2 separate regions of the Homo sapiens genome follow, and region 1 is linked to region 2. Evidence: chromatin loops called from intact Hi-C (ENCODE). Cell type or tissue: endothelial cell of umbilical vein. All regions are shown on one strand. Links, peaks and the distances in the headings refer to the core of each region. The heading gives the core; the rest is flanking DNA. Region 1 overlaps LOC105370777 (a long non-coding RNA gene). Region 2 overlaps LOC105370777 (a long non-coding RNA gene).

What was found. A loop is a pair of places that touch in the nucleus more often than their neighbours do. Peaks named below come from ENCODE experiments on the same cell type or tissue, not always from the same donor. Only the 100,000 strongest peaks of a DNase experiment are listed, where the experiment ranks them.
Region 1: it touches region 2 in a loop (6-fold over the local background); 2 of 110 quality-filtered maps call a loop at or near these places.

The regions. Positions count from the first base shown.
Region 1 is chr15:39,129,595-39,132,405 of GRCh38, forward strand. The region is part of intron 1 of LOC105370777 (a long non-coding RNA gene); the gene reads right to left. Among named protein-coding and RNA genes, the nearest start is that of LINC02915, 120 kb to the right of the region's middle. In endothelial cell of umbilical vein, for the core only: no CTCF peak of the experiment used is centred there; a DNase peak (open chromatin) is centred at 1,157; H3K27ac peaks cover 2,500 bases.
Region 2 is chr15:39,229,122-39,231,932 of GRCh38, forward strand. The region is part of intron 1 of LOC105370777 (a long non-coding RNA gene); the gene reads right to left. LOC124903467 (a long non-coding RNA gene) reads left to right here. Exons shown (of 3, transcript XR_007064589.1): 3 at 1,371-1,458. Among named protein-coding and RNA genes, the nearest start is that of LINC02915, 20 kb to the right of the region's middle. RefSeq lists an enhancer at 39-208. In endothelial cell of umbilical vein, for the core only: no CTCF peak of the experiment used is centred there; a DNase peak (open chromatin) is centred at 1,570; H3K27ac peaks cover 2,500 bases.

The sequences.
Region 1 (2,811 bases), core at 34-2,533, 100 kb before region 2:
GGAGTCCCCAGTTTGGTAGCACCCTAAGTGAGATGAATCACCCACATGCTGGTGAATTAACTACACTGGATCACTTTCATCCTGGAAGAGGTTTGCTTTGCTTAATTGGACTTAACTCATATTCCAGCTACTAGCTTTGCCTTTCCTCCCTGCAGGGCCTCAGCCAGCACTGTTATTCAAAGGCTTAGAGAGAGTGTGATCCAACAACATGAGAGCCAACATAATATACTATCATATAATTGCAGATATGTATTGCAATATACGTAACTGCAGAATCCACTTTACAGCATCAGAGGTTCAGCAGTGACCATGGGATCCACTGGAGCTACCACATGCTACAGTACCCAGAGACTTCTGACCTGGCAGTGCTGTGGACTGTCCTTGTGAAGGTGCAACTCTGGTACCAGCTTGCCGATGAAGTACGTACCCTAAATCAATGACCATCGCATGATGCTGTATTATCAAAAAGGAAGAATACATGGATATGGGAACTGCATAGCAGAAATAAGGGTAACTCTGCTTACCTTCACTCCCAGTGACCCACTTGGGTAATCTGTGCTTCCCATCACCACCACTCTAGGTTTTGTGGGTCTGTGTTTCCCAGAGAAGGAACACGTCCACCAAGGAACATATGAGTTTTATTAAACCTTATAGTTCAACAACCACCCAGTCACCTTGAGCTTCTTAGCCAAGAAAGCAACAGACAAGGAAGGGAATCACTGCCATAGTCGAAGTAAATGAGCCTGTTTGTTAGGAGGCAGGACTGCTCTATCACAGTGGAGTCAGGGAAGAACACATTTGGCACCCAGTGATCCACAGGGAATCTCTTGGTTATCCTCTGACCCATTTGACAGCACATGGGCAACCAGAAGGGCATGGTGACCAGAGCTCGGACCCCTTAGGAGTGAGTGTCTGAGTCTCTCCATTACATAAGCTACTGGGCCAGCAGAGGAGTGAGCCAAATGCAGAGAAGCTAGAATGGGTAGTAAAGAAGGTAAGTTTTAGTTATAGTCAAGAGACCAGTTTTTTCCCCTGGAAAAACAGACTAGTAAGAATCCTAGAGCAGCTACTGCCAGATGGGATGAAGAAACAGGAAGCAGCTGGATGCAGATGGCACGGGGGTTGATTGTTGTTGATACCCAAATGCCCCTTAAGGTTTGAGCCACTCATTCCCCCAGTTGCTGGAAGTGTCACTTCCTGATGGCTCACAACTTAGTCCCTTCTCAGGAATCCACCTTCATAAAAGGGAGCTGCCTCACTCAAGCTTGCACCTCCTTTCCAGGGGCAGCCAATGTCTAATGATTGTTTGATGAGGGGTTACAAAGGCCTGACCACCCGCCCCCACCTTTGCCTCCAGTTGAGACATCAACTCAATCACAGTTTGAATTCTTCCTCTGCCCATTCCTGCCTCCTTCACTCCTTACACAATCTGTTCCCAAACATACTCCACAACCACCTGCACTCAAATCTCTCTCACAAAGTCTATTTCCCATTGAATACAAAACCTTTACTCCACTCAGCAGCCAGGATGATCCTCAAATGTAAGTTAGGTAATGTCACTCCACATCATGGTTTCCCATCACTCTTAAAATCAAAGGTCCCTCCCAGGACTCACAAGCACCCGCCTCCTCTCCAGCTGCTCTTCTCCTTCCTCACTCCACTCTCTGGCCTTCTGGCTGACCCACCCTTGTCAAGCAGTCTCCCAGCTCAGGGCATGGGTGCTGCCATTCTCTCTGCCTGGAGTGTGCTTCCTCCAATACACAAATGGTTTGCCACCTCTCTTTATTCAGGTCTTTGGCTAGCTTCCACCTTTATCGGAGGGGTCTCCTTTGTTTATTCTAACAAAAGTATACTCTGTGCCTACCTATTTTGTTTTTCTGCATAGCCTTTACCACTACCTCACATTCTCTTATTAATTGCTTGATTAAAGAGTCTTTTGTCTTTCTTCCCCCATTATAAAGTAACATCCATGTAAACAAGGATTTTTCCATTTTTCCTGTTCTGTCCACTGCTGTGTCCCTCGTACCTAGACAGAACTATTTGTATTAGCAGGCATTCAGCAAATAGCTACTGAATTACTGAATAAATGTATAAAATAGCAGATGAGTAAACAGTATGTGGTGAGTCCACATATCCAAGTATACAGGTTTTCCCAAACAAAAGAGTAGGACAATCTAAAACATGCTGACAATGACCCTGTCACTAGTAGTACGCACTCTCACTCCAAACTTGGATGAATCACATTCATTAGGAGTGGCCTATTGCTGACTCAAATTTTTTAACGGTCCCCACAGGCTAATGAAGAATTCAAGTGGTTCAGTAAAAGCACAAAAGTCTTTAATAAGTCTGACGCCTTATTTCTGCAAAGTGTTGTGAAGGAAAGGATTGGATTTGGGTGCTTGGGGTTTTGTTTTTACTTGTTTCTTTTCTTTTCTTTTTTGTTTTTTATGACAATGCCCATCATATGCCTACACCTAGCAGTCAATAGATAGGACACGGGCCATTTTATCCAAAGTCTCATCAGCTACCACAGCAACAAGGTAAAGGGCACAGAAAGAGCTCAGATAGGTGCTACGTCACTCAGAGTTCAGGTAACATAACTGGAAATAGCTCCAGATATGTAAGAAGAGAGATTTCACACAATGGTGCTTGCACAATCTTTGGAAGGGCTGGAGGAGGAGAAGTCACTTTCTTCAAGGTAGCATCACCATAGTTACAGGGCTGAGACTGGAAAGAGCTGCTATGCTGCTTCCACTCTGGCCACTGCCCCAACTGTGTGACACCCACGGGTTGGCCACCTGGCTCTGGAAT
Region 2 (2,811 bases), core at 81-2,580:
ACCTGCTGGTACATAGATCTTGGACTTCCTAGCCTCCAGAATTGCAAGAAATAAATTTCTTTTATTTATAAATTCCTCAATCTCAGATACTCTATTATAGTAGCGAAATGGACTAAGACAATGGCAAAGATTTTAAAACTGCATATTAGTTGGCAAATATCAAATTGTTAATTAGCAATATAAAATTATATTGGAGAGCCTACAGAAAAATAAGAATTTTCATACACCAATAATATCAATGCAAATTTTTGGAGGACAGTTTTTGTCAAACTTTAAAAAACATGTGTGACCCAACAATTCCACAATTTTAGGAATGTATATAAAGATAAGTGTGCAAGGAAGTTCACTGTGGTATTGTTTGCAAGTTGAAAGAAACCAAAAAAAAAAGAAAAGAACAGCAGCAACAGGGTTAAAATAAACCTACGTTGTCTCCAATAGGGGACAGGTTTAATAAATTTCAGTACATTCACCCAATGGCATATTTCCTAGCATTAAAAATAATAAAGAAAATCACACTCCGGTAGTACAAACAGCCCATAAAACATTGGTAAATAAAAATGTTTCCAGGCAATTTTGTATAATATTAATCCATTTGTGTAAAAAAATTCTGGAATATTGTAAATATATAGAAAGTATATGGAGACAAAAAATGTTATTCAAATTACCAGTAAATCTAAATCTAGGGAAATTGGGGAGGAGACACTTTTACTTTTTACTTCATATAATTTTCTATCTTTATTTTTCCCAACAGCTGTTTATTACGTTTTATTAAAGTATTTTTTAAAAATCTCAGTGAAGAGCTGTGAAATGCCAAATTAAACAAATTATGTTGCCTATATATTGCTTGGCAGCACTGACCCTCCCCAGCATCTAGCACAATGACTGGCGCATAGCAAATATTCAAGCAATATTCTCTGATTAGATGATAAATGAATAAATGAAGGATTGAAACCTGAAGGATTCAGCCCTGTATCTATTTTTCTCTCATTCTAAAGCCATTTTACTGTTATTAAGTTTGAGAAAAGCCAATTCTCAAATAAAATGAAAACACATTTATCATCATTTATGTTTTAAAGAAAGTGCGGCTCTCAAATCCAAGCTCTTATGTATTCATTTTTAAAAAATATTTTTGATCCTGTTTGGGTTCCCTTGCTCACAAACCCAGGTCAGGTACACACTTGAAATCCCTGGGAAATAGGCTCCTGATTAAATGAAAGCCCTTAGGAAATGTTTACAAAGAGGTAGTTCAGGAGACAGAATAGCACTGGAGAAAAATTGGTCCGTTTCCATTTTAGAAGTATGCAGAGATGAGAAAGAACATGTGGCCAGTAACGTGTTCAGCCTTCTCAGTATTCATTGTTTCCTTGCAGGAGGCAATTTTAATTCAGAAGATGGAAACCAGCATAATATAGATCTGTCGTGGCTTCAGCATCAGGAAACAACACACTGATCATGACATCAAACTCCAGAGGAAGCCGGCTAAGGATGTGCTTGTTTTGATGTGACATGTGCCTGCGATGATTAACTCTCATGCTCCCACAATCTCTCCAGGGCCCCAGACTTGGTCCTTCCTCGCCTGTAAACAGGATCAGGATGCATCCTGGAGTTCAGCCAAGGGCATCTGGCCTTGGGTAAGACAGACTCCACAAAACACATACATTGTTCCTGGCAAGGGAACCACGAGGGAAGGAAAAGGAGAGAAGGAAGGCAGCATGGGACACTGACATCCATCCACGTATGACAAATCACATCAGATGCAACTGAGCACATGCAACTCAGAGGGAAAAGACAGGAATAGGCCCATGGAACACATTCACCTTCTACATGATCAACAGCTTCGGGAAAGCAATACAGCCAAGTGCCAAGTGAGAAAAAGGGAAAAGCATGTAAAATGAATGAAATGTTGACTGCAATGGAAGACATTTTAGACTGTTCTTGTTACATAACAAAGAGAGGGAGGAAACCATGCTGGGAGGAGACATTGGGAGAGACCTGCCAACAGACCTCCAAATGCATATTCAAATGGTGTTTCAAAGCACTTCTTTGGGCTTAAGTCTTTTTACCTATAAGATGGATTTTAATGTTTCCATTAAAAATGGAAACTGTATTGATTAGGTATATGTTTTTAAATTTTATTATTAACAGAAACAAGGTTTTGTTCCAATACCCAGGGTGGAGTCCAGTGGCACAATCACAGCTCACTGCAGCCTCAAACTTCTAGACTCAAGACATCATCCCGTCTCAGCCTCCTGAGTAGCTGGGACTACAGGTGTGTGCCACCATGCCAGACTAGTTTTTTAAAAAAATTCTGTAGAGATGGAGCCTTGATAACTTGTGCAGGCTGATCTCAAACTCCTGGCCTCAAGTGATCTTCCTGCTTTGCCCTCCCAAAGCACTGAGATTATAGGCCTGAGCCACCATGCCTGCTTAATTATCTTTTTCCAAGGCACTGGCCAGGCCACTTTGTAAAAAAGAAAAAAAAAAGTAGGTCAGTATATTAACAGACATTGTAGGTCAGTCTTGCTTTAAAAAATTATACTTCTAAAAGAAGAAAATTATTGTCATCCTGGAAATTGGTTCCAGAAGAAAAGGGAGAGAAGTTATGGGGGCAAATGACAATTGCCAGAGGCAAGGTGATGTCCCATTTATGTCGGAGAATGAAATATTTGTACTGTGCAATAACAGCCAAAAATTCAATTGGAAAAGGGTAGCCTTTGACATGAGTAACTGGTTTGGCAGACTTTTTCTGAGATTGAGATGACCATGCAGGACAGTATTGGGCATCAGGTAAACAGCTCCTTAGATATGTGA